4 separate regions of the Mus musculus genome follow, and regions 1, 2 and 3 are each linked to region 4. A link is a loop called in an ENCODE intact Hi-C map of the cell type or tissue named here. Cell type or tissue: heart. All regions are shown on one strand.

Region 1 (8,000 bases), 310 kb after region 4:
TGTGATAGTGTGATAGTGTGATAGTGTGATAGTGTGTATATGCTTGGCCTAGGAAGTAGCACTATTTGGAGGTGTGGCCTCGTTGGAGTGGGTGTGGTCTTGTTAGAGTAGGCATGTCACTGTGGGCATGGGCTTAAGACCATCATCCTAGCTGCCTGAAAGTCAGTCTTTCACTAGCAGCCTTCAGATGAAGATGTAGAACTCTCATCTCCTCCTGTACCATGCCTGCCTGGATGCTGCCATGCTCCTGCCTTGATGATAATGGACTGAACCTCTGAACCTGTAAGCCAGCCCCAATTAAATGTTGTCCTTATAAGAGTTGCCTTGGTCATGGTATCTGTTCACATCAGTAAAACCCTAAGATAGATAGATAGATAGATAGATAGATAGATAGATAGATAGATAGAGGTTTACCTATTACAAGTTTTAAAACTTGTTATTGTTAAACCCAACAACCCAAGTGTTCATTGACTCCTACATTTAAATGGTTAAGTGTCTCCCATAGGAATTGAACACTTCCTGACCCTCGAGCATTAATTCTCGTCTGTGATACTTCCTGATGTTTCCCAGCATCCTGTGTATAGTAAGTATTTAAAAGAAATGACTGGGGCTGGAGAGATGGCTCAGTGGTTAAGAGCACTGACTGCTCTTCTGAAGGTCCTGAGTTCAAATCCCAGAAACCACACGGTGGCTCAAAACCATCTGTAATGAGATCTGACACCCTCTTCTGGTGTTTGAAGACCGCTACAGTGTACTTAGATATAATAATAAATAAATCTTTAAAAAAAAAAAAGAAAAGAAATGACTGAGTAACTGAAAGTATAATTCTGGTGTTGATATATAAACATTGAGAGTGGGAGCTGAAGAGACGGCTTGTAGGCTTGTATTTCTCAAAACCTAATTTAATAAAGGTTTTAAAATGCTTAAACCTCCCTTAGAGCCAACTGACCAAAGGTAGGGAAGGAAGATGGCTAATAGGACAATGGGGACGTGGACCTGTTTAGAAGTAGTTCTGTGGGGCAATTCCCATCTTTGTTGTCAGCAGTCCAGTCCACTTGATCCAGCAGCAGTGGCTCCATCCAGAAGAAAGGGCAAGGCTTCGCCATTTGGCATGAGCTGGTTGAAGCCTGAAGAAGCAGCTGGAATATCACCAGACGTTCTTTGGTGTGTTTCTCTCTAAGAAGTCCTGATAGTGAAGATCGGCGAAGAGAGCAAGGTGAGTCAATGCCAGAGCCTTGTCCACAGTCTGCTGGGTTATGCTCTCTTCAAACATGGCGCATCCTCTCAAGCGTCCATTCCAGCAACATGTCACATGCTCTTACACCAGGCAGCTCCCAGAAAAACAGCATGTGTCTGTTCTCAACAAAACATCCTCTCGTAAGACAGCTCCAGAAAACATCACACAAGAAAACCGAGTCTCCAAAGAATCCTGAAACTCCCACCCCAATGACTCATAAGTTAAGAGCACTTGCCACTCTTCTAGGGGACCGGAGTTCAGTTCCCAGCACCCGCTAGGACAGCTCACAACCACCTATAACTCTGTCTCCAGAGGCTCACACACCTCCTCTGGCCTCCATGGGCAACCACATGTATTCACCTAGACACATACATATAAAAAAAAATTAAATCACAATACATATTTTCTAATGGAATAGACATCCAAAATAACCTGCTGTGAGAATGGAGAAAAGGCTTAGCCATTAAGAGCACTTGTTCTTTCGGAGGACCTAAATTTGGGTCCCAGCACCCACATGATCGGTCACACCCATACATATCTCCAGTTCTAGAGGTTTTGATGTCATTTTTCTGATCTCCGTAAGCACCAGACACACACTTAGACAAAACACTCGTACACATAAAATGAATATTAAAAAAAATATCTGGGGCTGGCAAAATGGCTCAGCAGGTAAGAGCACTGACTGCTCTTCCAGAGGTCCTGAGTTCAATTCCCAGCAACCACATGAAGGCTCACAACCATTTGTACAGCTACAGTGTTCTCACATACATAAAATAAATAAATAAATCTAAATTAAAAAAAAAAGAAGTTAAGAAAAAAAGTATCTGTTGGGCATACACAAAATGATTTAGGAAATAAACACATCATTCCAATACCAGATTTAGAAAATAAGTTACAGCCAGGCGTGGTGGCCCACACCTTTAGTCCCAGCACTCGGGAGGCAAAGGCAGGCGGATTTCTGAGTTCGAGGCCAGCCTGGTCTACAAAGTGAGTTCCAGGACAGCCAGGGCTACACAGAGAAACCCTGTCTCAAAAAAACAAAAAAAGAAGAAGATAGAGAAGTAAATATGACTTAGTTTCCATTTTTATGTTTTTTTAATATTAGAAAAGAAAGACTATTTCATATATGTGTAAGTATACAATACAATTCTTTTTACTTAAAATTGATTGATTGATTGATGATTGATTGATTGATTTAGTGTTGGGTATTTTTGTTGGTTTTGTTTTCCCGGTTGTGTTTTTTCCCGTACATATCTACAGTGGGCACCATATGAGTGACTGAGTCATGACCCTTGTGTGGGTGGTGAGAACTGAACCCAGGTCCTCTGCAAGAGCTCTTTACAGCTGAGCCATCTCTCCAGCTCACACACACATAAATCTTGGTTGGAATTGCTTAAGCCAGAGCAACATCAATAACCCAGCCGGCTAGAATGTACACAGTCATGAAAGAACGTTTGCATATTTTTTCCCATTTTTCACCCTTGCACCATTTAAATGTGTTGGCGTTGGCAGGAAATGTCTGAGGGAGTTGTTAGTGTGCATTAATAGAACCTCAACCCCAGGCAGGCTTTGACAGGGGTGTTCTTTGTACGGTGTCTCCCACCCACCCATTTTAACATCTTTTCTGGGTGTTGAAACTCAGCGAATTTGCCTCTCCACTTCTGCTGGCTGGCTTGCTGGCCACTTCCTCTCCCCCACCGAGCCTGCCTCTGCTTATCTCTAAGGTTGTGTTCTCCAGCCCTCTAAGGGGTCGGGGCGAGGCTAGCCGGAAAGGGGGCGCTACTCCTGTCTGTGGCAGCTACTGTGTACAAGCCCGACCTTTGCCACAGGCTCGGCTCTGCTGGAAACCAGGAAAGAATGTGGTTTTGGGAGAAGAACAGGGCCCAACTGCCCTTCTTCTTACTCTCTAGACTCCCGATTTTCAGAATGTACCCTCGTGTCCAAGTCATGGCTCCATTTCTGAAAGACTCGCTGGAGGATAGAGGTTTACTCAGAGGAAGCGGGGAGTGGGGAGAACAGCGCAAGGGTAGGTGTTTGGAGAAACATGTGTCTCCGCCACAGTAAACATTAACTTATATTAAAACCCAGCCTTTCTCTTCCCAGGGTTTCACAAAGCAGGAAGTCAAAAGCAGGGTGCGGGGAAGGAAACTCCCCAAAGAGAGGGCCCTGAGTAAATTATTTAGCTGTGACACACGACTGAGTCATTCGTCCTTCTCCACACCCCAAAAGGGGCCCAGGTTGACACCAGTCCTCCGACCCACTAATTTAAGCCAAGAGGAGAAACCAGATTGCCAGAAGCCAGGAAAACGTCTGGAGTTGAGGGGTGGGGAGGAGGGGCTGTTGCTACATTACTCAGACTGGCTAAATTCCTGGGCTCAATGGCACCCACGGTAGCTGCAGGCCACTGCGCAAGACTTGATGACAATGAGAGGCAAACCAGAGGCATCCCTCTGGCTGAGATGAGATTGGACCTGGTCCTGGTACACACAGCTTGCACACCTCGCCTTCAGTTGTTAAAGAGGAGTCAGGGGAGAAAATATACATGCAACCCGGAAAGGCAGAAATGTGCAGGTCCATTCACACCTTGTGCCATGAAACATCCCCCTAAGGCTGACCCCAGCCTGGTGTCCTTGGCCACCAAGCCAAGAAGCAGAGACAGGGGCGGAGTGTTGCTGCTCGGCCCTGGGTGCCACTCAATCCTGCTGTGCCCAAACTGCCCTACCTTGCTCTCCAGTCGCAGGGTTCCCTGAGCTCAGCCTGAGCAGCAAGCGCCCCCTAGTGGACCCTTGTGCGCATGCGGCCGCAAAAGAGTACGGCACTGGGATAGGTGATTGGCAGGGACAGATTTGCAGCAGCTGCACAAATCAGCTGGGCAGCCTGGGGCCCTCAGCAGGGTCTGGCCTGAGGCCACTCCAGGTGCTCCTAGCCCCAGGCATGTCAGCGCCGGATGGCCAGTTGCCCGCTGCTCCGAATTTAGAGGCTTGTGCTGTTTAAAATTGAGGGAATCAAGCTGGGGCCCTATTGGCCCCTGCCTTTATTCCCAGCACGGCAGAGGCAGAGAGGCAGAGGGGCAGAGGGGCAGAGAGGCAGAGGCAGGAGGATCTCTGTGAGTTCGAGGCCAGCCTGGGTTTAGGCCAGCCAGGGATACGCAGAGAAGCCCTGTCTCAACCCCACCCTTACCCTGACCCCACAGGGCGGGGGCGGTGGGGGGGGGGGAGGGAATCTAGGACTGCAGAGGACCGAATGCTGGTCCCAATACCCACAGGCTCACAACCATATCCAGCTACAGGGGATCTGATGTTGTTCTCTTCTAATCATGTTAACTCAGGCAAGCAAACTCACATAAATATTTATTTTTAAATTAGCATATAAACAGCTGAGCGTGGTGGCATATGTCCTTAGTTAACCCCAGCACTTGGAAAGCAGAGGCAGGCAGATCCTAGCTTTGACTACTTAAGGAGTTACAGTCCAGCTAGGGCGACAGTGAGAACCTATCTCTAAAAATAAATATAACTATTAAAAGTCAGCGTTTAATTAGACAAGTAATTAGAAAAGGCTCTCATCGGAACTAAGCTCCTCAAAGAAGTGCTAAAAAGTGCTCTGAATCTCACAATGATGCGTCTAGGTGCAGGCATTGGAAGAGGCGGTGCAAGGGCTTTGAGTTCCTGCAGTCTTTTGCGGGTCGCCACGCTTAGGGAGACGCTGTGACCGCTCCCGGGGCACACATTCCCGGGGCTAGAGCGCCGCCTTCTGGCCCTCCTCCAGAGGAAGGCGACTCACCTGTGTGCCTTGGGAGGCAGGCTGCTCCATTGACCTTGGGGAAGGCGCAGAAGCCTGGGCTGTGCCTTCAGGAAGCTGGAATGACTTCTTCCTGTTACCTGGAGGAGATACACAAGGCTGCTGCCTTAGCGTTTCGAATTAAAAACAGTGGGGCTGGCGAGATGGCTGAGTCGGTAAAGGTACTTGCCGCGAAGTCGGCTGACCTTTGTTCTCCGTAGTGGCTTGGTTGCACACGGGTATTATGATATGTGGTCGGTGCTTCCCCAAGTATATTTCGGACAATTAGGAATTCTGTAGAAAAAAAAAATCAGGCTCAAATTCAAACTGTTTTCTCCGGGGTAGAGTGAAGAAGGAATAAACTGAAAGTTGTGGGCCAAAGCTGTTGTTGAGCTATGCCTGTAACTTAGGAGGGGCAGGCAGAAAGATTAGGAGTTCAAGGCCGGCCAGCCTCAGCTACTTCCTGAGTTTCAGGCTACTTCTTGTTGGTCTAAAGTAACTTTGTTTAGTTATTTAATTCGTTTGAGGGATTTTATTTTGCTTTGTTTCTTTGAGACAGAGTCTCAACGGTGTAGCCCTGGCCAGCCTGAAGCTTGGATAGATATAGTCTAAACTGGTCTTCAAATGTACAGAAATCCACCTATATCGGTCTCTCCAGTGGTGGGATTAAAGCCACGTGGCCCAGGTCACTTTTAACAACTCCTAAATCTGTGGTGGAGGTAATTAATCTTTATTTGGATGTTACCACTGATCAATAAATTCAAATAACCTAGATGCCACATAACAGAGCACTGTATGTTATATAACGGTGATTAACTCTTATTTTCTGTGTTTGCTTTCCTGAAATTAAAGAGGATTTTCTTTTCGAGTGGCATTTTCTAATTATGTATTTTTTTCTTATGCACATTGATGTTGTTGATGTTTTGTCCTCATGTGTGTCTGTGTGAGGACGTCAGATCCCCTGGAACTGGGTTATAGATGATTGTGAGCTGCCATGTGGGTGCTGGGAGTTGAACCCCGATCCTTTGGAAGAGCAGCCAGTGCTCTTAACCACTGAGCCATCTCTCTAGCCCTCAAGTAGCGTTTTTGTTTGTTTGTTTGTTTGTTGTTTGTTTTTCCGAAAGCTTACACTGTCCTTCCTGCTACAGGTAGAAGGTGCTATGACAATAAGCGGCTAACCTCACACGTCCTGTGACAATGCATGAGCCCCGAGAAAAGAGAAAAGAAGCTAAAACTGATGTCCGTGAACTCCCTGGGGTTCTACTACCACCAAAATACTGGCCACATGAGCCCAATGCATGAGAGCTGAGCATTACTGTGCACGGGAATGTATGTGCATGGAGAGATGACTGAGCAGCCCGCTTCATCCCTGGGAAAATGTCAAGCATCAGCTGTTCCGGAGCTTGCAGGAAATAAACTGGTCATTTCACTCCAGGGCTTGGTAACTTAGCTGATAGTATCAATACCTGCTGTTGCTAGTCACAAATTCCAATTTGGAGATGCTCAGTTGTTAAGGCAAATGTTCGTGTTTGAGTAGTAGAGACAAAGAAGACAAAAGATTACGCATACGCCAGCCCCCTCCCTTTTTGCTTGGATTCCTCCCAAAAGAATGTCTAGTGTGTGCTACTCTAAGCCTGCTCTTCTTCTTCTTTCTTTCTTTCTTTCTTTCTTTCTTTCTTTCTTTCTTTCTTTCTTTCTTTCTTTCTTTCTTTCTCTCTCTCTCTCTCTCCCTTCCTTCCTTTCTTTCTCTCTTCCTTCCTTCCTCTCTCTCTCCCTCCCTCCCTTTCTCTCTCTCTCTCTCTCTCTTTCTTTCTCTCTCTCCCTCCCTCCCTCCCTTTCTCTCTCTCTCTCTCTCTCTCTCTTTCTTTCTTTCTTTCTTTCTTTCTTTCTTTCTTTCTTTCTTCCTAAGACAGGATCTCAGACACAGCGTAGAGGTACACACCTTTAATCCCAGCACTCAAGAGGCAGGGGCAGGGAACTCTGAGAGTTTGAGTCCAGCCTGGTTTAGTGAGTTCCAGGACAGCCAGAGCTACACAGTGAGAGCCTATATCCAACAAACAAAAGTGAAGACAGACTCTCACTGTGTAATCCTGGCCATCCTCAAACTCACTCTGTAAACCAGGCTGACTTCAAACTCACAGAGATTCCTCCTGCCTCTGCCTCCTGGGTGCTAGGATTAAACGATGTGGACCACTAAAACTAGCTTAATTTTTTTTTCTTAAGATTTTCAGGGGGCTGGTGAGATGGCTTAGTGGGTAAGAGCACCCGACTGCTCTTCCAAAGGTCAGGAGTTCAAATCCCAGCAACCACATGGTGGCTCACAACCATCCGTAACAAGATCTGACTCCCTCTTCTGGAGTGTCTGAAGACAGCTACAGTGTACTTACATATAATAAATAAATAAATCTTTAAAAAAAAAAAAAAAAAAAAAAGATTTTCAGAACTGGGGGCCTGGAGAGATGGCTCAGCAGTTAAGAGCACTGACTGCTCTTCCCAAAGGACCTGGATTCAATTCTCAGCACCCACATGGTAGCTCACAACTGTGTCCAGTTCCAGGGGACCTGACATTCTTACAGGGACATGCATGTCTGGAGGCAAAATAAGAACAATTACCTTTTTTAAAAAATTCAGGAAAAAAAAAAGATAAAAAAGCCAGGCGTGGTGGTGCACGCCTTTAATCCCAGCACTCGGGAGGCAGAGGCAGGCGGATTTCTGAGTTGGGGCCAGCCTAGTCTATAAAGTGAGTACCAGGACAGCCAGGACTATACAGAGAAACCCTGTCTGGGGGGGGGGGGAAGTTCAGAATTGGGGGGTTGTGATGGCACATGCCTTAAATTCCAGTACTCCAGAGGCAGGTGAGTTTGAGGCCAGCCTGGTCTACACAGCAAGTTCCAGGACAGACAGGGCTATACAGAGAAACCCAGCCTCACAATAATAGTAATAATACATTCTAAGCTGTTTTCTATACCTAACTTCATAACATCCT
Region 2 (8,000 bases), 130 kb after region 4:
GGAAGAAATCATGAAAAACGTGCAAAAGTACTGACAAAAGTTTTCCAAATATAACAAAATCTAAGCCACACCGACGGCTTGCTCACACCAACGGCTCACACTGATGGCTCGCTCACACTGATGGCTCACACCGACGGCTCACACCGACGGCTCGCTCACACCAACGGCTCACACTGATGGCTCGCTCACACTGATGGCTCACACCGACGGCTCGCTCACACCAACGGCTCACACTGATGGCTCGCTCACACTAATGGCTCACACCGATGGCTCGCTCACACTGATGGCTCACACCGACTGCTTGCTCACATCGACAGCTCACACCGATGGCTCGCTCGCACCAACGGCTCACACTAATGGCTCACACCGATGGCTCGCTCACACTGATGGCTCACACCGACGGCTCACACCGACGGCTCGCTCACACCAACGGCTCACACTGATGGCTCGCTCACACTGATGGCTCACACCGACGGCTCGCTCACACCAACGGCTCACACTGATGGCTCGCTCACACTAATGGCTCACACCGATGGCTCGCTCACACTGATGGCTCACACCGACTGCTTGCTCACATCGACAGCTCACACCGATGGCTCGCTCGCACCAACGGCTCACACTAATGGCTCACACCGATGGCTCGCTCACACTGATGGCTCACACCGACGGCTTGCTCACATCGACAGCTCACACCGATGGCTCGCTCGCACCAACGGCTCACACTAATGGCTCACACCGATGGCTCGCTCACACCGACGGCTCACACTAATGGCTCACACTGGCGGCTTGCTCACATCGACGGCTCACGCCTGCAATTCTAACACTTTGGAAAATGAGGTAGGATTGCTGTGAGTTCAGGACCAGCCTAAGCTACATTGTTCTGGATCTGCTACAAGTGAGACACTGTCTCAAAACAAAATGAATAAAACTGTAAATGCACAAACACAAAAAGCTCAACAAACTCCAAGGCTAAGAAACACAGAGACGTGAAGGAAGACACAGCAAGGCACACATGATGGCTGGCTAGATAGATTAAGAAGTGCCCAAGACATTAGTGAAGCACACCTCTGTGTATATCTGGGAGGGTGTTCCCAGAGACGAGTGGGTACAGCAGGCAGACCACCATGGATGTGGCTGTACCATCCCATAGCTGGGGACCCAGATAGGCGTACAAGGCAGGCAAGGAGACCGAACACAACACACAGAAAGGCGTACCCACTTATTCTCAGATGCTGTCTCTCCTTCTCTCCCTCCTAAAGGTCTTCTGTTTGAATATCCTATCACATCTAAGACTTCGCCTCAGTCTCCAAGGAAGCTTTGAGCCTGAGCTTGCTAATGCCATTGGCACTGCTGAGGCTGTGGAAGCTCTTGGAGGTGGCCTGTGTGTGTGTTGTGGTTTTGAGCCTTTTGGGGGCCAGAACTGAAATCTGATCGAAGGCCACTGATGTCAAGTGGGCACAAGGTAGACTTACTCATCATCATGCTTGTTAAAGTGGCCAGCTTGGGAAGCACCTGGGAGATTCTCAATGCTTACCTCTGGCTGTGTATGTGGGAGTTCTAGAAAGAGTTAACTAAGAGGTAAAGACTCTCCCTGAACCATTCCACAGGCTAGGAACCCAGAGAGAATAAAAATGGGCAAAGGAGAAAGCTTTGGGTGGGGGTGTTTTCTCAGTTTCTTGGCTCCAACAAGGCAAACTCTGACCCTGCCTCCCCCTCCTTGCTGTAAATGGAATGAACTCCGAAGCTGATCCAAACTGCCCTCTCCTTCCTTACGAGGTTTTGCTCAGTTCTCTCATCACAGTACTAAAAAGTTTGGGTAGGTAACACGATGGCTAAAACCCAAACCACTTTAAACCATCGGTAAAGAGACATGACAAACAGCCAAAGGAAGTTGCAGTGCATGCAGGCAAACAGAATGATGAAGAACGTCATGGCTGGGCGTGGTGGCCCATACAAGAAATCTCGGGACTTGGGAGACTGAGGGAGGAGCCTAACCATTACATTGAAGTCAGCGTAGACACATAGTAAGTTCCAGGCCAGCCTGGCTACAGAGTGAAGCCATGCCTTAAGACAAGCAAACACAAAATGTCACCGGTACAAGCCAGACCAAAAGACAGTGAGGTGAGACCACTGAAATGAGGAAAGAAAATGACAATGGTCAGCACAGACTGCGCCACCCTGAGAGGAATTTTTCTTAAAGCAAAATGGCTTTGCTAGTGTCCTCACGTTCAGTCCTTAGCATCCTTCCCTGCCACTGCACACAAAAGGTTTCACAGCCCAAGGATCGCCCCGAGCTGCAGCTGCTGAAAGCCCGGAGCCCTTGTGACTTGTGAGGGAAAGTACTGGGCAGAACCACAGAGAGGCGCTGTAGTCTTGGGAGTCTTTTCTTTTTTACATACTCTTTTTTTTTTTTTTTTTTTAAGGTTTTGTTGTTGTTGTTTTTTTGTTTTGTTTGCTACAAAAGTTACACATTTTTTTTATTCCTAAGAGACAAAAAGAAGACAAATGTATGTCACATTCTTTCTTTATATGATTTTAAACGGCAAATTATTAGTACTTTCTTTATAGACAGGGTCTCATCTATCCCAGACTGGCCTCAAAGTCTACTTAAGGATGACCTTGAATTTGTAACCCTCCTGCCCCCACTTCCTGAGTGATGGGGTTATAGACACCCACCACCACACCTGATTTATGCAATGCTGAGAGTCAATCCCAGGGCTTTATGCACCTACATGCCCTACCATGTATGCATGCAGCTACACTGCATTGCATATGATTCTGGAGGGTCTGGCCAAGTGCCATAGTTCAAGGAAACTTAGTGATATATCAGAATAGAGTAATTTAAACTCTTGATTTGAAGTACATGCTTTTCTATATGGAAGACACTGTAGTGTCTTCCAAGACTATTGTCTAAGGACTAAGTAGCTACCAGAATTTTAAGGAGTTTACTGTGAGAGCCAGGTGGGGTGGTGGATTCCTTAAATCCCAACACTTGGGAGGCCAGCGGATCTCTGTTAGTTCGAAGACAACCCAAGTGTAATGGTGAGTTCCTGGACAGCCAGGATTACAGAAAGAGACCCCGGTGGGTGGAGAGGTTAGCTGTGGGTTTGGAGAGATGGCTTAGAGGCTGAAAGCACTGGCTGCTCTTTCAGAAGGCCTAAATTAATTCTCAGCACCCAGGCAGCCGACAACTGCCTGCAACTCCAGCTGCAGGGGAATCTGATGCCCTCTTGTGGTGTCTAGAGGCACTGCACACATGTGGTGCACATATAGACCAAAAGGTATGCTCACAGGCATACCCATCATACTCACGCATCTCACCCACATGCATGCACAAACACATGCACATCACACTTGTGTATGCACGGAGTAATAATAAGTTAACATGGAAAGTCAAGGCAGTGTAATTCTGCTTCCTAATACCAGTTTTACAGTGATATCTCCAACCTCTTCCCCCCACAAATGTAAATTAGGGGGCTGGAGAGATGGCTCCACATGCAAGAACACTGACTGCTCTTCCAGAGGACCTGGGTTCAATTCACAACATCTTCATGGTAACTCACAGACATCTGTAACTCCAGTTCCAGGGGATCTGACACCTTCTGTGGTCTCTGCCGGCACCAGGCATGTGATACATAGACAAACTTTCATACAAATAAACATAAAACACTCATACAATTAAATAATTCTAAAAAATATTTTAAGAGTAAATTACATTAAATTCTCAACAAGGACTTTATTATTATTATTATTACTACCACTATTATTTAATGGATGAATACACTGTTGCTGTCTTCAGACACACCAGAAGAGGGCATGGGATCCCATTACAGATGGTTGTGAGCCACCATGTGGTTACTGGGAATTGAACTCAGGAGCTCTGGAAAAGCAGTCAGTGCTTATAACTGCTGAGCCATCTCTCTAGCCCCTTGACAAGGACTTTTAAGGAGAACAGAAGATTGTCTAACCACGTCAAAGTAGACACAAGTAAAGTTGTAAATGAATCCAAAGAGGACACAAATAAATAGCTGAATGGAAAAGCAAGCAATACAGGAGAAGAGAAAGGAATTCAGTAAAAGGAAGCATACACTGAAAGCTTAGGAATACGAGACACAGTAGATAGTTTCAGCAATAGAGAGAGTCAAGTGGAGAGGGGATAGGAGAGATGGAAGACACGCGAACTAAGAAAACGGGTGACACACTAAAACCCAAGATACGGTGAGAGCAGTCCTAAGAGCGATGTGCACAGCTGTAAGCACCTTCACTTTTTAAAAGAAAAAAAAGATGTTTTTTAGCTGTTAAGCAAAGAGTTAACTTTGGGGGCAAACATATCCTTACCTTCAAAATATACTTTTCCTTTGTTTCAGCTAAAGTCTTTTAGAAAACAGAGCAGAGGGCTGGAGAGATGGCTCAGCGGTTAAGAGCACTGACTGCTCTTCCAGAGGTCCTGAGTTCAACACACACATAGACACAGAGTCATCTCCCAGTAGACCACACCTCTTAAAGGTCCCACTCCCTCCCATACATAACAGCACTGTGAAGAATGAAGAAAACAGGCTGGCTGGGGACCTCGGGATCCAAAGAACGACAGTCTCCTCCCTGCCCGCTTTGCTTTTGAGTCATTGTATCCCTGCTTTGCTTTTGAGTCATTGTATCCTGGCTTGGAAATGAGGCAAGCAGAAAACAGGCAACGCCAGTGGCTGGCTACACACTGGAGAAGCTCATCCCTGCAGCCTGCGCCTGGCTTCTCTGTTTCGCATCTGAAGTCTTCCTGAGCACTGGCTGCCCCACCCCCACCCCACCCAGCAATCCCCAGCTCTCAGGAGAGGTCCTTATTCCCAGTCACCATAGAGCTTCTGCTTCCAGAAGAAAATGGTAGCTGATGCACAGTAGCAAGCTGCAATGACTCTGCTCAGAGAAATGCTTTGGGGAAAGGACATGCAAGGGATTGGTTACTTTGAAAATATTTTCAGAGTTATTGGGCTTACTCAGGTCCCATCTTCTCCAACAAGTGACTCTTAAAGGTGTCAGAAGTTGGCTAGTGCCTATCTCTTGAGAAACATTACCACTGGGTTGTCTTAAAGATATTATTATTATTATTATTATTATTATCATTATCATTATCATTACTATTATTATTTAGTTATTTTGGATTTTTTTTGAGACAGGGTTTCTTTGTGTCCAGCCTTGGCCATCCTGAAACTCTCTCTGTAGACCAGGCTGGCCTTGAACTCACAGATCCACCTGCCTCTGCCTCCAAGTGCTGGGGTTAAAGGTTAAGTCACCACCACCCAGCAAAATTTATTAATTTATTTTTACTTATGTGTTTACCTGCACATATGTATGCACATCACACTCATGCCTAGTGCCCTAGGAGGCCAGGAGAGGGCGTTGGATCCCCTGAAACTGGCATTACAGGCAGTTATGAACCACCATGTGGGTGCTGGGATTGAAATCCAGGTCCTCTGTATGATCATCCAGTGCTCGCTCTCAACTGCTGAGCCATCTCTCCAGCCCTGCCAAAGCTCTCTCTCTCTGTCTCTCTGTCTCTCTCTCTGTCTCTGTCTCTCTCTCCTGAACAAAAACTAGAGTTAGAAAAAAAACAAAGTCAACCCACAAAACACTGATTTAAATCTTGAAGTATTTTTATTCATTTAAGTCCCCCTTCCCTCTTGAGAAATCCACTTGACAATGAATATTATTATAGTTCCTAGTGCACAACATTAGGGTAAAGCATCCCGCCCCGCCCCCCCCCCATCCCACCCCGCCCCGCCCCGCCCCGTCCCGCTCTTGTGAAAAATCAATCTGAGTTATTTACAATGAACTTAAAAACCATGAACTCTAGTGGAAAAGCTTGGCAGATTTGATGTATGACAGACTAAAGTTTAAGGCCACAACTTTTTGGCTCTGGAACGAAAACATGCGCCTTAGCCCCTCAGCCACACGTCTCAGGGAACACAGCAACCAAATAGAGCTGCCTTGTGGTTATAAAATTTCTACAGAAAACTGACTAACAAAGGAGATGTAAATGTTTTCCATCAATGGGATAATGTAGCAGGAGGGGGTTTCATCTCTCAACAAACAGAATCAGGACCCTCTGTGCGTGTGTGTGTGTGTGTGTGTGTGTGTGTGTGTGTGTGTGTGTGTCTGTATGTGTGTGCCCAGAGGCTCTCCGTGTCTGTGTCTGTGTGTGTGTATATAGGCACAGAGGCTCTCCGTGCATGTGTGTGTGTGTGTGTGTGTGTGTGTCCACTGGTATTATTACTTACTGCTTACTACATTGGTTTTGGGTAGCTCCTAATGATTACGCTCATTTTGAACAGTCACAAGGATGTCCAGGGCCTCCTTGGAGATGAGTCTGGATCCTGGCCCTGGATAGATAGATGTTTCTAACACCAGCCTTGTGATATTTGCATCCCAGCTCGTTGCTTGCCCAGTGCCTCCACATTGCTGCTCTGTGGCTTCACAAGCATGGTCTTCAACCAAGTCTTTAACCACAGACCCTTGATTTAGAACAAAGTGTCCGTCCGTGTCCCCCTCCCCCCCGCCCCCCGCCCCCCCCCCCCCCCCCCGCCAAAGGAAACTCATGCACTCCTCCTGTGTCAAATAATTGTGTCACAACACTTGGGCCTAAGTCCTTAGAGCTTTGAAATGATCCCCCAAATCCTGTTTTACAATAATCATTCAAATGACTTCACTACCTGGTCAGCTAATTAGTGGCTGTTTTAAATAGGAGATACTAAACAGCCACCTCAGCACAGCCTTCCCCCTACATGAGAAAGGTCAGGAATCTGGGTGAAGATGGACGACAGCTGGACGCTCCAGCCCCGCTCACTCTGGCCCCTTGCTTGTGGTTTTCTTCAGCAGCCTTTGTACCTGTCTTGTGGCGGAAGTTCTAGAAACAAACCCAAAGCTTTATGTGTACCAGTGAAGCAATCTATCTCTGAGTTACCGCTCTAGTAATTGAAGCTGGAGAGATGGCTCCGCAGTTAAATGCACTGACTGCTCTTCCAAAGGTCCCGAGTTCAATTCCCAGCAACTACATGGCTCACAACCATCTGTAGTGGGATTTGGTGCCCTCTTCTGGTATGTCTGAGGACAGCTACAGTGCACTCATAAATATAAATACAAATATAATAAACAAATCTTTAAATAAATTAAAAATCATCACAGTTAAGCCGGCCGTGGTGGCGCACGCCTTTAATCCCAGCACTCGGGAGGCAGAGGCAGGTGGATTTCTGAGTTTGAGGCCAGCCTGGTCTACAAAGTGAGTGCCAGGACAGCCAGGGCTATACAGAGAAACCCTGTCTTGAAAAACCAAAAAAAAAAAAAAAAAAATCACAGTTATACATTATAATAAATTACCATAACATAATTATATAATATAATATATTATATATAAATATGTAATTATACTATATTATAACATGTTATATATTTATATCTATTATAATATATAATTTTACGTGATTAATGATTTCAAACTAATCAATATTAAGTCAGTGACTTTGCAGTATAAATGCAAAATTATTACTTAACTGGGAGAAATCTGAAATTTGAGTTTTATTCCTTGTATAACTCCTTGGACTCTTCTGCTTAGTTTATTCTCTGTGATAAAGCTGTTCTTTGGCTTGTTTTAATATTTAATTTTCCTCTTCATTTTTATTTGATGGGTGCAGTTATTTTGCCTGCATGTATCTCTGTACACCACATATGCACAGGCTCTCAGGGCCAGAAGAGGGTCTCACATCTCCTGGGATTGGGGCCAGACAGTTGTGAGCCACCACATGGGAGCTACAACTCCAACCCAGATCCTCTGGAACAATATCCAGCACTTTTTTTTTTAACTATTGAGCCATCTCTCCAGACCCCTTAATATGTAAACTATGGAAAGAATGCAGACACAGGTCTCTCTGAATTAGATTTGACTATCAATTCATGTGGTTGTTCCTGGTCAATTGTGGCTCCTCTTGGCCCTAAGCTAGGACAACTAATCATAC
Region 3 (8,000 bases), 340 kb after region 4:
GATAAGAGGTCCCAGCTACTCCTATCTTTTCAAAGTCCTTTGCTCTCAGGGGGGCTTTGATGTTGAAAGGGGGCCGGATGCGAGGGCCCGAAGACTTCCGCCAAAAGCCCTGGAATGGGCTTCGTACTGTCTCAAAGGTGAAAAGACAGGGGCGGGGTGGGTCCAGGGGATAATATCCAAGGGGCTTGACAAATAAATGCCCAGATTTTGTGACTCTGAGTTCTGGGTCTCTGGAATGAGACAGCCAAGGAGCCTCACCGGTCGATTAAGGGCAAAGAAACTCATTTCACCGGGATTTCTTCCGCCCTTGTATGAAAGTGGCTCGACCTTTTGTTATTGTTTTGTTTGCTTTCTTTTGTTTTGTTTAATGACGGACACCCATTTCTGGGGTTGTGTTGTGATTCTTTCTCCTACTGACTTCAGAACCCAAAAGAGCCCAAGTGGACAAAAGCTTTTGTTCATGGAGGCCTTGAAAGCCTAGCTATGGTGTAGCACCGGGGTTTCTAATGCCAACACCAGGGGGTTCTTGGGTGTTCTGGCACACTGTGTCTTTTAAGCACCCTAAAGAACGAAATGGAATTCTAGGGATCAATAAGATCTCAAATGTGGCCAGAAGGACAGCTCTCCGTAAAAAGGAAGGGCCCTCACACCTAACTTACTATAACTGGTTTCCCCACAACCTGGCACCAAATGTCCAAGCAGTTCATGTTAGTAGGAAGTCCACGAAAGTGGAACCACAAGGTATAACTGCCAGCCCCCATCCCCCATCTTCACTAAGCAGGTGTCTATCTTTGGCAGTGGGAATAAGTGAAGCTTTGTTGGAAATGGGAAATAATTCAAACGTCCTTTAGTAAATGTATCTCAATACCCCACAAAGAGGAAAATCCCTTTTAAACATGGTGCAGCCCTCGCTTCCTCAAATGTAGCCCCCCCCCGCCCCATCCCCCCTCCCCAATAACAAGATGGGGAAAAAAAGCATTTGCAAAAGCTAACTCATGGCTAGAGTCTCATAGAAGGGACTCTAGCTCCAGAGGAATCCTGGACAGTTTCTTCTGACCTCCTTGGATACCGAAGCACAAAAACAAGTGACAAACGCACTCATAAATAAAAATAAAAAATAAAAAATATTTTAAAAACGGACATTCACTGAGGACTCAGAAAACAAACGTGAGATCATCGGCCCTAGGTCACAGGTGTACCCTTCCCTTTAAACCCACAGCCCCCCCCCCAACATAAGGGACAGTCAGGCCACCAATCCCAGTCTTCCAACACCATTGTTTCTGACTCCCCTTTCATGGGTACCCTGACTCTAGGCCACCCAGAGTTGGGAGTTCTCTTCTGTACTGTAGCTTGTAGCCGGGCTTTTCCGTGTGGTGCGAAAATGTGAGTGTTAAATTCCCCACCCAGGGGGCCAGGGGCTGGTGGTGCCACGCCAGGACCTGAGCAGGGTTGCCCCACATCTACCCAATTCCAGGATGGACACACAGCTGGGGCTGCTGCAGGGGAGTCAGGCATCTCTTTGCTACTAAAAGACTGCACACCCCCAATCTAGCCTCTCTTATTCTGAGTTTCAAACAGCCCCCCCCCCCGAATCCCCTCCCTAAGGGGGATCCAATTGTTCTACTGTACGTCCTCCCGGGCACTCCAAGCTGTCAATGAAGTAGTTATAGGTGGGATTCTAGGAAATGGGGAGGTCTTTTCTCTCACTGTCCCTCACCAGCCTCCCAGCGCGCATGGGTGGAGCTTGAAGCCAGAGAGCGCTGCCTAGCAGTGTCCCACAAACCTTCTTGCCCTTACATCTCTCTTCTCACTCTTCCTAGGGTTTATCTTCACTCTTGAAAGCATCGCCTGGGTTAATGTTCACCCAACAGTGAGATGTGTTTTCTACTCTTGCAGAGAGGACAAGAGGAGGGGAAAGAAAAGTGGCCCAGAATAGGGTAGAGCAAAGGGCAGGGGGGAAAAAAAAGACACTAAATTAGTGGAACCGAAATTTACACACACACACACACACACACACACACACACACACACACCCCTTTCAGTTGAACTCTGGGATGGTAACCTACTCAGAAGAAACAAAGGTGGTTTGCCCAGCCAAAGACCCCACCTTCACTGCTCCAAATCATGATGCCTTGGGTACTGCCGGGGATAGCATCTACCTACAGGCCCACAGCAAGGGCCTTTGCTAGTCCCCACCAACACAGTATCTCCTTTAAGGTACCCTAGCTGTGCCCTTTAATCCCAGCGGGAGGCTGGACACTGTGGATGGCCAGCCTGCATTCCTGAGTCTCCCTACTTGGGTGGCCCAACACCGCACAGTCTCCAGTCCCTCACCCACCTCTTAAACTTTTTGTGGAAATTCTGATCTCTCCAGCTATGCCACTGGGTGTCATAACTACAGAGTAGACGTAGGGTGGGTGTTAGTTACAGAGAACGCAGGACACAGGTGTCTGCACATAGGAGATTTGCGCTCTTTCAGAATCCATAGGAGAAGGGCAGGGTAGGCAACAGCGCCCCCTGGGCAAGAGGCAACTGCCCATTGCCCTGTCATATGCTCCCAGTCCTGACACAATGGACCATCTGTGTTTCCTAGCAAAGACCAGTTCCTTTACCAGCGTTCTTCTTGCTAAAAATTTACTCCGTTATTTTAAAAGGAGCTCTTTTACATATTTATTTTATTTTAATTTTTGTGTGTGTTTATACATGTGTGTGAATGTAAGCATGTTCACGCACATGCCTAGCGCCCATGAATGACTGGTTGTGAGTCCTGGGTGTAGGTGCTGGGAGCTGAAGTAACTCAGATCCTCTGCAAGAGCAGTAGTTGCTCTTCTTAGCCACAGTGTCGTTTTTTTGGCGGCAGGGTCTCATCTAGCCAAGGCCAGCCTTGAACTCCCAGATCTTCCTCCAAAGTGTTAGAATTATGAATAAGCTCTACCACACTGGGTTTCCATCTGTGGTCTCTTTGTTTTGAACTATGTACACGTGTGTGTGTGTGTGTGTGTGTGTGTGTGCGCGCGCGCGCGCGTGTGAAAGAAAGAGAGGTGAGTGCATTGTAGTCAAGAGACATTTGACCCCATGAGCTGAACTTCCAGGTCGTTTAGAGCTACAGTGTGGGTTCTGGGAATTGAACTGGGATCCCCTGCAAGAGCAGTAGGTGCCCTTAGTCACTGAGCCATCTTTCTAGCTCCTGATTCTGGTGTTTTGAGTTCACTTGTATTGTTCTCTTCTCAGACTTCACTTCTACAACCTCATGTATGCACACACGCCCACGCGTGCACACATGCATGTACACACACTGGGAAGTTACCTAGCATTCCTTGATTTTGATCTCCCTCAGGCAAACCCACCTCCTAAATCTTGTTGACTTCAGTTTGAACTCTACAGCAAGGATCCAGCAGCTTCTCTCTAAGCCCCCTCCCCTAAACCACAGTCCAAACAACCTCTCCTCTCACCTTTAACGGCTGGCTGCAGTAGCATCCTGACCCATCTCCCTGTGCCTACGCAGCTTCTATACAGCTTTCCCCCAAAAGTCCACACAATGGTATTGGTATGGCAAAGGTACACACACACACACACCCCTGGGGGAGGGGCATATTATTTGCTAGAGACAAAGACAGAGAGACAGAGGGTGAAGAAAGAGATACAAGCAGCCGGGAGTGGTGGCGCATGCCTTTAATCCCAGGCAGAGGCAGGCAGATTCCTGAGTTCGAGGCCAGCCTGGTCTACAAAGTGAGTTCCAGGACAGCCAAGGCTACACAGAGAAACCCTGTCTCAAAAAACAAAACAAAACAAAACAAAACAAAGAAAAAAAAGAGATACAAGCAGAGACAGAGAGACACAATGGAGAGATACGGGCAGAGTGAAGAGACAGGGAACCAGAAAGAAAGATAGAGAAATTGAGAAGGGGGGGCGGGGGTGGAGTGGGGCAGAGAGGGAGGGGGGAGAAGGAGAGAAGGAGGAGAGGGAGAGAGAAGTTTTATTGCTGTTGGTTTGGAGATGTAGCTTAGTATGTTGTTTCCCCAACCCAGTCTTTGACTTTGGACACAAATCAGTACTGAGTTTCCACCTTTCTTCCTCTACCAGGACTGTTGCCTCTGCTTGAAGCAGAGAGAATAACTGGCTGGAGCTTTAAGGAGGGCTTGAGCCCAATCTTAATCCTGTACTGCCATCTACTGGCCATTACACATCATAGCTTAACCTAAATGGAAGGTCAGCTCCAGTTTGCCTCCAAATATTCAATTTTCAGTTCTGTGAAAGGAAGGAAGTATTTTGTTTGGCAAGACAGGGTTTCTCTGTGTAGTCCCAGCTGTCCTAGAACACACTCTGTAGACAAGGCTGGCCTCAGACTCACAGAAATCCACCCGCCTCTATTTTTCAAGTGCTGTGATTTAAAATATGAGGCACCACTGTCCGGCGAGAAAGTTTCTTCGCTCCTTTGTTTGTTTGTTTAGATAATCCAAACAAATCCTTACCCAGGAAGAGTTCCATGTCACACACACGCACACGCACACGCACACACGCTGGTTCCTTTTGGTCGATTTGGCACAAACCAAAGTCATCTGTCAAGAGGAAACCTCAGTTGAAGAAATCAGCACCCCACCCCTATGCATGCGCATACATTCACACATCACACATACCACATGTGCATGCACACGCGCATCTTTCTAGATTTTGTTTTAGATAATCTAGAAAAGCCTAGTGTGCTTACTTTCTTCAAAAGCCTTTGGATCGAGCTGGAGAGACGGCTCAGTGGTGATGAACACTTGCTGTTCTTGCAGAGGGCCTGGCTTCAGCTCCCAGCACACACATCAGATGGTTCACATCTGCCCATAACTCCAGTTTCAGGGGAATCTGCCGCCCTCCTCTGGCTCTGTAGGCATCTGCGTGTATGTGGTACACTTGGCATGCACAGGCATGTTGGATTTTTGTTTGTTTGTTTTTGTTTTCAAGACACGGTTTCTCTGTATAGAGAGCGCCCTGGCTGTCCTGGAACTCAGTCTGTAAAACAGGCTGTTCTTGAACTCAGAAATCTGCCTGCCTCTGCCTTCTCAGTGTTCACCACCACTTCCCATTAAGGATTTTTAAATGACCCTTCAAATACATTGAGACTCTCCTCTCCTCTCCTCTCCTCTCCTCTCCTCTCCTCTCCTCTCCTCTCCTCTCCTCTCCTCTCCTCTCCTCTCCTCTCCTCTCCTCTTCTCTCTCTCTCTGTTCTAGAAACATTGTGAAAAAGATTGAGTACATCTTAGTGGTAGAGTGCCCAGGATAAGCAAGAAAGACCCTGAGTTGATTAGTTGATTTGCAAACATACATACAGATAGACAGACAGATAGACACACACACACACACACACACACACACACACACACTTAAATTTCACATATTTGAGTGTTTTGTTTGCATGTATGTCTGCACATCACATGTGTCCTTGGTGTTTACGGAGGCCAGAGCAGGACACCAGATCCTGGAGTTAGACGCCTTTGCGAGCATCTTTGGGGGGTGGGGAATGTGTGCTTAAAATTGATCTCCAGTCCACTGGAAGAGCAGCCAGTGCTCCTAACTGCTGAGCCATCTCTCCAGTCCTCAGCTTGATTTTATAACCTGGACCTGTGCTCTTCCTCTGTAAGTTCTCATAGGCAGCCATACAGAGGAGTCTGAGAATCCACAGAGTGTCACAGCCATACTGAACGCAGCTGCGAGTGCCTGCTCTGTCCTGAGACCACCCTCCTGACCGAAGACTAAGAACAGTCTCAAGGGCAGGTGACTCCTACCCTCTGACTTTGTTCCCCAAGGGCATGTCGGGTTTATTCTCAGAACCCATAGTAGCCTATGAACAGGGACTATGTACCTTTGGACCTTCGGCCGCTGTGCCATCCTGAATAAACCTCTACCCCCTCTTCTCCCCACCCTGTGGCCCACTCTCCCCAGAAAACATTGCTTTGCTCCCATTTTACTTCTCTCTGCAAAGAGTCTTGGGATCTAAATGAATGCATCCTTGTCTGGTCCAAACCGGCCCTTTTTTTTTGAAAATCGCTCAGCGCTTCCCGTTCCTCTCTGGGGTCCCTGGGAGGTCCTCGCTATCCTCTCTTTCATCCAGGGCATTGCCAAAGTGGGCCTTCAGCTTCTGAGTCACCAAGGCCTTTGCCCTGTTCCCATTCTTGACCTCCAATAGCCCTGGCCGTCCTGGAACTCGCTCTAGATCAGGCTGGTCTCGACCTCAGAGATTGTCCTCCCTCTGCCTCCGCTGTCCTCGGCCATCCATGCTACCTTGCCCATCCCGCCCCCATGTTCTTGTGTCCACCTTCAAGAGACTAGCGTTTGAAAGGATGTCTACTGATCCTTCTAATAATCCCGGCTAAATAACTGAGTAAGGAGGCTAAAGTAATCTAAAATATTTTTATATACAATATTGAAAATGACTTCGCGCACACGGTCCTGAAGTCTTACCTGATCTCGGGAGAGCATCAATAAAGGCAAAAAAGTGATTTTCTAAGTCTTCCAAGCCAGAGAATGGACGCTGGGACCAGACAGCAGCGGCAATCAGAGGGCATTTCTCAACAATGTTCCCAAACACATCCACAAATTCTCCGAAGTCCATGGAATTGACCTTCACCATGTCCATGGCTGATCCTGGACTGGAGGCAGTGTTCTGCCCTGCCTGTGGTCCGCTCTCATCGAGCGAGTGAGCTAATTCCTCCTCATGGGTTGTGTTTGCTGAACACACATGCTGGCCCTGTGCAAGGGCAGCTGACCCTGGTTTAAATATCTCTGGGAGGAGCTTATCCAGAACGGTCCTGCGATGAGAAACACAGGTTTAACTGTTTTGTTGGTGGTAGGGGTAATATGTGTGCTGGAGACAGAACCCAGGGTCTCACGCATGCTCGAGGAGCACCCGAATACTGAGCTATCCGCCACCTCCGCTTAAGGCTATGATCAGGAGAGCAGAGACTTCTGCAGAAAGAATGATTCCACCCGAGGCATTGCCATAACAAGAGGTGGCGGCGGTGGCCGTATGTAATGAGACAGACACTTGGTGCCATTACCATCTTGTCTGTGTGCACGTATGCTTTTACCTGCATGTAATCTGTGTACCACATGCAGACCAAACAGGTGGCCCTGTGACCTGCCTGGATTACCAGGACAGTGTCCTCAGGGACAACCCTGGTTCTGTCCCCAGCACCCACACGGTAACTCACAAGCACCTCATCTGTCCTTGCTGTTGCTCTAGAGCACAGGCACTGCGTTTTAATCTTTCTTTGAACTCTAAATGCTTAACACCACATAGACTTAATTAGTGTAAACAGAACAGGGTAAGGTGCCTCTGGTGGAGTGTGCTATCTTCTCTCGTTTAAAAAAATATTTTTTTAATTAGGTGTATTTTGTATGTGTACAAGCGTGTGTGTGTGTGTGTGTGTGTGTGTGTGTGTTTGTGCCCAAGAAGAGAGGGTTGAATCTGCCTTCCAGGTTCTCACCTTGAGTTCTTGGCTTGGATTCTTTCAACAACAGCCTATAAACTATAAACTGAAACAAACCTTTGCCTTCCCTAGATTGTTTTTGGTAAGTGTTTTATCACAGCAGCAGTTTATCTAAGGCTGTTACTGGTGGTGTTCTTCACGGGGTAGGGGTGGGGTGGGGGATGGAGGGGGGAGCGGGGAGGGGAAACAGCCTAGAAAAGATTAGAAAGACCACAGACCACAGCAAGGGGGTGGGGTAGGGGCATGCGCCACAAAGAGAGGCGCCCCTGCCCTAGTGTGTGGGAAGGAGAGGGGCTCTGATCTCAGGAGAACTCAGTGTGGGACTAGGAACAAGCACGAAAAGCGCTCATTATCGCGAGTCCAGAAACGATTGCACCCTGGACAAATTCTCCCCAAAGACGCCTTGTTTTCCTTTCGCCCAATATTTGCCCTTCTAGGTACCAAGGGGCAGTAACAAGTCAAACCTGGTGTTTGACACTCTGTTTCGGAAACTGTGGTGCTCGGGCGCCCCCTGCTGGTACAATC
Region 4 (8,000 bases):
CATAACTTTGGTCGACAGGCTAGAAGGTAAGTTGAAGTGTATATGAACCCTTATTAAAGTAGGTTTTGAAAAATCTAAGCCTACAATACTGGCTGGTTTGTTGTTTGTTTTTTATATCAACTGTGATTGTTTGTTTGTTTGTTTGTTGAGACAGGGTTTTTCTGTGTAGCTTTGGCTGTCCTGGAACTCACTCTGTAGATCAGGCTGGCCTCGAACTCAGAAATCTGCCTGCCTCTGCCTCCCGAGTGCTGGGATTAAAGGCGTGTGCCACTAAGCCTGGCTGTGATTTTTTTTTTTTAATATCACTGACAATAACTATTTTCTAACAGGTAATTTTTGTACTGCCTCAGTATTTTCCTTAGACAACAGAAATTTTAGAAACTGTATCACTTGGCCCTTTCTCTTCTTCTCTCCTCCCAGTTCAAAATGCTTGCACATCTTACTGGCCAGCATCCTCTTGGATCTGCAGTTGGGCTCAACACACTCGAGCCCGTGCACAATCTTCTTCGTGGTTTTGGCCTTCTTTCAGAGAATTGGCCTTGTCTGCCCACCGTAGCCACTCTGCTTGCGATTCTTGGGTTTACAGGGAATCCTTGCCCTTCTTATACTAGGTCACTTTGTGAGGCTGACGCTTGTCACATTTCTTACAGAAAGTCCTTAAGGTTTTAGGCACGTTGACCGTCTTTGTGGTAGAAGAATGTAAAAGATGAAAACAAGAGACGTGGTCGGATCGCTACCTCAACTGCGCATGTGCAGAACAGGAACCGAGACAGCGTGAATTGTTAATCCCATTGATGATTCTTGGGATACAGTTTATTCATTCTTTTTTTTTTTTTTTTTTTTTTTTTTTTTTGGTTTTTTGAGACAGGGTTTCTCTGTGTAGCCCTGGCTGTCCTGGAACTCACTCTGTAGACCAGGCTGGCCTCGAACTCAGAAATCTGCCTGCCTCTGCCTCCCGAGTGCTGGGATTAAAGGCGTGCGCCACCACTGCCCGGCCAGTTTAATTTTTCAAAATTACTTTTACTTATTCATCGTTTGTGCACATGTGAGGGCCGGCCACAGGTACAACACAGAGACATAACCAGAGGCCAGCTCACAGAAGTTGATTCTCTCCTTCTACCATGTGGCTCCCAGGGACTGCATACAGGCTGTCAGCTTTGTGTGCCAGGCAGTGGTGGTGTACGCCTTTAATCCCAGCACTTGGGAGGCAGAGGCAGGTGGATTTCTGAGTTCAAGGTCAGCCTGGTCTACAGAGTGAGTTGAGGACAGCCAGGGCTACACAGAAATATACATTCTGGAGACAAACTGAGGGTGGCAGAAGGTAAAACGTGAAGAATCGATGTCGAGGAACATCCAAAGTCAGGAGGCACAACTGGCCAGTGGTGACTCCATGGGTTGGGGGTGATGCATGATTCTCTGGTTGGTGGCAACCTCCTGAGTTTAAGGTCGGTGCTGACAGGGTTTCTCTGTGTAGCCCTGGCTGTCCTGGAACTCACTCTAGACCAGGCTGGCCTTGAACTCAATGGCCACAGATTCAAACCCAACTCTCTCTTTTTTTTTTCAACAGAATAAATTGTTCTCTCCCTTAGCAAGTACAACTGGGTTGAACAGTTCCCGGCTCTCAGTTGTGTGTTTGAGGACCACCTTGACACGTGATACAGAAACACTCTGCTTCTGGGGTGCAGGGGAGGCACACCCCACTTGCCTCTGGCCTCCCCACTGTGCTCATTTGGAAACACAGAGAGGCAGATGTCTCTGAGAATGAGGAAGGGGGTGACGCTAAGGACGTCTGACAGTCCCTGCTTAAACACAGGGCCTGCACGTCACAGCATCTGTTGTGACAGCTGGGATTAGCATCAATGATTACAAAATAGAACAGTGCTGCAATAAAAGATGTTTGAAACTTGCAAATTTTGTATTTCTAGAACTTCCCATCTGACGTTTTCAGACCATAGTTAACCAGACATAATTGAAATAGTGTTTAAGGGGAAAGGGACTACTGCATATGTAAAGCCAGTATTTCTTCCACGGTCACCATCACAGGTCAGCTTTGGATAGCCTGTGGAAATGTTAACATGGCAGGCCTTTCATCATGATCCTCAAAGTCCCAAACCCAGGAAGTTGGAGCATGCTGCCTATGGGGGAAGCCTTTTTCTTGTGATAGTGTGGTGATTTGAGTCTGCTTGGCCCATGGGAAGTGGCACTATCAGGAGGTGTGGCCTTGTTGGAGGAGGTGTGGCCTTGTTGGAGGAGGTGTGGCCTTGTTGGAGGAGGTGTGGCCTTGTTGGAGGAGGTGTGGCCTTGTTGGAGGAGGTGCCTTACTGTGGGAATGGGCTTTGGTGACCTATGTTTAAGCTCTGCCTAGGACAGAATAGAGTTCCCTTCTAGCTGCCTTTTGGATCAAGATGTAGATAGAACTCTCAGCTCTTTCTCCAGCACCAAATCTACCTGCATGCTGCCATATTTCCCACCAGGAAGATGATGAACTAAACCTCTGAAACTGTAAGCCAGCCCTAACTGAATGTTGTCCTTTAAGAAAGTTGCTTTGGGGATTGTGTCTCTTCACAGCCATGAAACTCTACGATAGGTGAAGACTCGGATTGGTCAGATAGCGTTCTCAAAAATCCCACCTCCCACAGGTCTGCTGTGCATTGGCTACCTGGCCATGACTAGACTCATTTAGCCATTCTTACATCAAATAGCCCTAGCCTGAAACTGTGGAAAGCACTGGTCCTGAGGTACCAGTCTCTGGGACACCACTCAGCATAGGATAACAAGTGGTTTGTATCCCAGGCTGTGCTCAGACCTGGCGGTTGACAAGTTCAGCTTCAGTGGGACAAACAGCAAGCTGACATTCTGGAAGACAGACTGTTCCCCCAGGAGGTTCAAAGGCCAGAGGAGATACGTGAGGCCTGTCCTTAGAGTGGTGCCAGGGCTTCTTTCTCTTTAAGGCAGAGCTTGCGTATCCACTTATTTGTTAGTGTTACTTGGAGTGTGTAAGAATGTCCATCTTGAATACGCTGATCTGACTGTATTCTCCCCTCCACCCCGCTGTGCCCAGATGGAGCAAGAAGGTCCTGATCTTTGCCCTGCTGGCCAGCATGTGCCCTTGTGGGACTGCCTCCCTGTGCTTCCTCAGCTCCACACTCTTGGCTCCTGCCCCTGGCAATTCTCCTCACTCCCCCACAGCCCGGCCTGGCAGGGATTCTCCTCTTTCTACCTGCCTAAGGTCAGGAGTGCCGGTGTCTCTCAGGGTACTCTGTGTATCCACACTGCATGGCTCATAGTTGCCATTGCACATCTAGATAACCCTGAGCCTTCCTTCCCTTCATCATCAGAGCCTGGCCTAGTGTTTAGGCTTTCCGTAAGCCTGGCTTCTGAGGGAAGGCCACCAGACCACAGCCGCTGGATAGGCGGGAGTTAGATGAGGTATGGATGTTGGGGGTGGGTGTAGCTAGAGGCTGACTCTGTGTGAGGTACCCCACACCCTAACCCCACCTTCCTCTCATCAAGGACGTTGGGGGTGGGTGTAGCTAGAGGCTGACTCTGTGTGAGGTACCCCACACCCTAACCCCACCTTCCTCTCATCAAGGACTCATCTTCCCACCGTGCAGGTCCAGGGGACTTACAGAGTCAAGCAGCCCAGACTGCCTATGCTCTATGAGGCTTCAAATCTTCTCTCTTCCCACACTGCAGATCTAGCCTAAAGCTTGTTATGGCTCAGAACACATCTGCTCCCCAAAAGCATCCCAGACACACAGGCAAGGCAGCATTTCCCTTGGAGAGAGGGTGTTGGGAGTTCTGGATCTCTGGTGCCTTCTAAGGTACAGAGATCTTTGCAAGACACAAACACCCTCCCTGTCTCCAGCAGTGGATCATTCTCATAGAAGCAATCTGACCATGGAACTGATTCCTACCGGAAGGATTGCTCAGCGTGACCGTCAAGTCACCATTGACTGGGGGCCAGGACTTTTTCCTCTGCAGGTGAGCTTAGAGCCAAGAACCGGCCACATCCCTGGTCGCCCAGAGCCACAGGTCTGACCAGTCCCTTTCTCCACAGCAGAGAGACATAAACTCACACACTGATCGTTCAGTGAGAAACACTGGGACAGAGCACAGCCAGGACTCCCGGGAGGACCTATGAGCTGGGCCCCCAAGGCTGACAAGGGAAGGTCTGTTATGTGGGATGTCTCCCTGGGGACTTCCTCTCTGGCTGTCAGTAGAGCTGGTTCCATCTATGCATTTAACCCCCCTTTTCATTCATAAGGACATCCCGGACCACTCTCCTTCCACAGAGCAGAACTCCGAGCAAATAGGGAGGAAATGTCTGCTTTTTGCTGAGATGGATTCTATCTACATCTCCTCTGCATGCAACATCCGCAGCAAAAGCACTCTATGTTTTTAATAGAGAAACTGGCATGGGGTCTCATATCTCTAATCCCCTAGCCCTTGGCAGACTGAGGCTGGGGCATCATGAGTTTGAGGCCAGTCTGGGCTACATAGTATGGCCCTGTTTCAAAAAAGAGAGGCAAAATTAAAAACTTAACTGGGCTCACAAGCCCCAGAGTCCTGAGGGCACTCTGGGCCCTGGGTGTGTGCACCTACCCAACAGCGTAGGGTACCTGTGAAGGGGCACAGCGGGCCACACACCGGCACAGGCCTTGCAGATGGGGTGCTCACTGCAGAAGACCCTCCTCTTCAGAATGGGAGTCACTAAGGAAGTTGAAAAGAAGCCAGGTGTATCTTGTAAGCCACCCTCACCCATGCCCAGTAGCAGGTCTTACCTAGCCTCTCTGATTCCTCGTATGCCCCTCACAAAGTTCCCTTCTAACAAGTCTGCCAGCTGAGCTGCTTAGGAGCGCTTGATTCCCCATGGACCCTACCTGCCGAAGTCTCCAGGAGCCAGGCCTGCAGTTTCACATGGCGGCCACTGGGTGTCACTGTTGAAAAGTCGTCCTGAAACCTGCCTTGACCACTCATCGGCTCCCTTGTCTTTAATGCTAGCCTTCTCAGGCATCCATGCAGCTGCAGACACTGGGCAGGACTCGAATCTTGAGGGTCTTCAAAGATGAACCGTACATGGTTTGAAGGCCATTCCTCCACAAGAAGTCTTACTTCTCTGGATTTAAGCAATGTTTTGTGCCTGTTAGATGTTTCTGCTTTCAAAGGAAACTGTTGATTGCCCTGGGCTTCCTAGGCAGAGACCATTACCTCTATCCCAGCTGGCTGCTCTACAAAGTGGGGGCTGTGGCCGACTTAGCTAAACTCACCAGAAAAACAATCTCGGGTGCCACCCCTTCTTTGAGAAAATGGGTCCCTTCCCGCCATGTGCTGGAAGATCTTTTTACACCCGTCTGAAAGTTCTTGAAATAAAAATTTCACCCTGCTACCGCTCATGACAGAATTATTGTCCCAGATTAGTGGATTTTATTTGTTTGCTTATTTGAGACCATGTAGCCTTGGCTGTCCTGAACTCACAGATTCACCTGTCTCTGCCTCCTTGGTGCTGGGATTAAAGGTCTCCATACCTTTTAGCAGTCATGCCAGAAGATCCCTTCATAGATGTTTGTGAGCCACCATGTAGTTGCTGGGAATTGAACTCAGGACCTCCGGAAGAGCAGTCAGTGCTCTTAACTGCTGAGCCATCTCTCCAGCCCCCCACTTTTTAAGCAGCAAGAGGTATTGAACATGCAGGAGGGTGACAGAGTTGCAGTCCCTAAAACATTTAAAGATGATGATAAAAACCCTCAAATCTGTGGTTGCGGGCCCTTACAGAGCAAAGGGGGTTTTAGTGGTATAATTAGGTTAGGGACCTTAAAGGGATGGTCAGCCAGGAGTGTGAGGCAGCAGTATTTATATAATTTACAATGAGCCTGAAGAGCATGTGTGTGTGGTGTGTGTGTGTGTGTGTGTGTGTGGTGTGTGTGGAGTGTGTGTGTGTGAGTGTGCTCGTGTGAGTTTCTATTGCAGTGAAATTCCTCTTTGTCTGAGTTGTTTGGTATTTGCTTCAGGGAAAGGAGGCAGTACACTCAAAATTCGCGCACACACACACACTAATAATATTGTGTGAAATTACTTTGGGTCATAAATTAATTTCATGTGTAGACCCGGGTTTGATGCTTTGATCTATATTGTCTTTCATCATCTTGGGCAGGGCAGACTCAGGCAGGGACAGTGGGTGCCACTCCTACAGTAGAAAACTGTCCAGGAGGTGACAATGAGACTGTTGCGTGCACAGCATTTGCTGTGTGCGGCATGTACGATACCTGAGATTTCATCTCACCCTGGCAAGTTACCCAATAGGAATCAGGCATTCGTACCACTTTAAAGGTGGGGAAGTGAGGCAAGCTCTAACTCCCCAAGGTCAGATTGTCAGCGTCACCCTGGAGGGTGGAAGCTATCCTGTCACCCAGCTCCTGCTGTTCAGAGGGTAAATGTTTGCATCTTATAGCCTGTCTGTAAGGCAAGAAAGTCCAGCGGCTCCAAGCTTCCATTCTACCCGATCCAGGCAACCTGGTGGCTTCCTTGTGTCCTTCCCACAGCAAGAGAACACAACTGGAACAGCTGTGAACCTCACACCCTGCTTTTCCTACAATTCTGGCAGCCAGAGGTTCAAAGCCTTTCTCTTGGAGAGCCTAGGGGAAAGTTTTCTGTTTCCTGCAGAGGATTTAAGTGGGCTCCAGAGTTTCTGTACGTGCTTTTGGCTTACTCATGTTCTGTCTTGCTTTCCTGTGGATGCCAGTGGCTGTCAAGGCCTCTTGGATAATTTGGATCCCATTCCAGTCTCCAATCCTTACCTTGTCACATCTGCAAAGTCCTCCCTTGTTGCTATGTGAGGTAACATTTGAAGCTCCGGGGATCGGAACCTAGAGGATAGGTGGGGAATTTCATTATTTATCTCACTACCCCAACATCCCAGGGATCCACTGTGGGGTGCCACGGGGCAACATGCTAAGTGAGCTTGGAAATACGAACCTCAAACACCATTTGTGGAGTGTAAGAGATTAAGCTTGTCCCGTTCCTGCCTAATCAACCAGCAGGATATTGTTGATGTTTGGGTATTGCTGGTGCTGGGACACGAACCCAGGGCCTCCGGCCTGCTAGAGTGAATAAAGATCTTTGAAACACTGAGGACTGGGGCTAACAGGGAGGCACGGGGCGGGTCTGTACCACAGTTCGAAGGCCCTGTCTCTAGAGTGCACCGGTGTGCCGGATGCCTTCCTCCCACCGATAGAAACACACCTAAGCCCCTTTGATCTGTTTGAGCCCTCTTTGTTATCTGCTTATTGGAAAGGACATGAGAGCCACAGGATGCTGGGGAAGAGAAGAGATACAGTGTACGGCAGAACACTCCAAACGGGCCTTGGGAATCTCTTCCAAAATCGGTCTCATAACCATCCAAGCCCAACATCCGGGGCACTGGCACCGCGCTGGCTACGCGCTGGGGCCAATCTCATGCTTGAAGGATCCCTTGTTGCGGTACCCAGCTGTCCGTACCTCACACAGAAGGAAAAGGACCCTGCAAGTTGACTCAGTTCCTGCTGCCAAAGCTTATTCTCATACCGTCATATCTTTTTGCAAATCACACAAAGGGTAAAGCTGGAGCGAATTTTACTGCAATAGGAGGAAAAAAAAAAAAGCACACACAAAAAAAATCCCCGCCACCAACCCTTGGGCCTGCGGTTTCAGCAATTAGCTCAATGTGCTAATGAGAGTCTTCAGGGGGAACGGCATTAATTAATGGGTGAATTTCACTTTAATAAATGTATAGGCAATTTTCTAAATGCAGATGGCAGAGTCCGCCCTGATGGCTGTACCTAGAGCCACTCAATATGGTAAGTGTTGGAGGAAAGTGGTTAATTTGTAAAACGTCTCATGATCCTGATTAGAAAGCGAGTTAGCAAAGCCTGTTTTCCCTTGCGGTGCAGCTGAGTTGTTGAGTCGTTCGTCTCCACAGCCTGAAAGCTGAAAGCGCTATCCTCCTCCACTTCCCCCGGCAG

Evidence for each region. A loop is a pair of places that touch in the nucleus more often than their neighbours do. Peaks named below come from ENCODE experiments on the same cell type or tissue, not always from the same donor. Only the 100,000 strongest peaks of a DNase experiment are listed, where the experiment ranks them.
Region 1: a loop joins it to region 4, with 2.5 times the contacts of the local background. A loop is called at or near these places in 4 of 42 quality-filtered maps.
Region 2: it touches region 4 in a loop (2.5-fold over the local background); 6 of 42 quality-filtered maps call a loop at or near these places.
Region 3: a loop joins it to region 4, with 8 times the contacts of the local background. A loop is called at or near these places in 7 of 42 quality-filtered maps.

The regions. Positions count from the first base shown.
Region 1 is chr5:147,289,303-147,297,302 of GRCm38, forward strand. It overlaps Gm35112 (a long non-coding RNA gene), which reads right to left. Exons shown (of 4, transcript XR_868711.3): 2 at 5,221-5,308; 3 at 5,018-5,115; 4 at 882-1,186. Among named protein-coding and RNA genes, the nearest start is that of Gm35112, 4.7 kb to the right of the region's middle. In heart, CTCF peaks have their summits at 4,018 (motif pointing left) and 4,981 (motif pointing left); no DNase peak of the experiment used is centred here; H3K4me3 peaks cover 276 bases; H3K27me3 peaks cover 5,456 bases.
Region 2 is chr5:147,112,591-147,120,590 of GRCm38, forward strand. No RefSeq gene overlaps it. Among named protein-coding and RNA genes, the nearest start is that of Polr1d, 39 kb to the left of the region's middle. In heart, CTCF peaks have their summits at 3,239 (motif pointing left) and 7,076 (motif pointing left); no DNase peak of the experiment used is centred here.
Region 3 is chr5:147,315,710-147,323,709 of GRCm38, forward strand. It overlaps Urad (ureidoimidazoline (2-oxo-4-hydroxy-4-carboxy-5) decarboxylase), which reads right to left and starts at 6,731. Exons shown (of 2, transcript NM_001039678.2): 1 at 6,448-6,731. The coding sequence starts at 6,622. In heart, CTCF peaks have their summits at 2,551, 4,179 (motif pointing left) and 7,995 (motif pointing left); no DNase peak of the experiment used is centred here; H3K4me3 peaks cover 154 bases; H3K27me3 peaks cover 7,216 bases.
Region 4 is chr5:146,978,474-146,986,473 of GRCm38, forward strand. It overlaps the pseudogene Gm46936. Among named protein-coding and RNA genes, the nearest start is that of Mtif3, 19 kb to the left of the region's middle. In heart, no CTCF peak of the experiment used is centred here; a DNase peak (open chromatin) is centred at 4,928; H3K27me3 peaks cover 3,490 bases.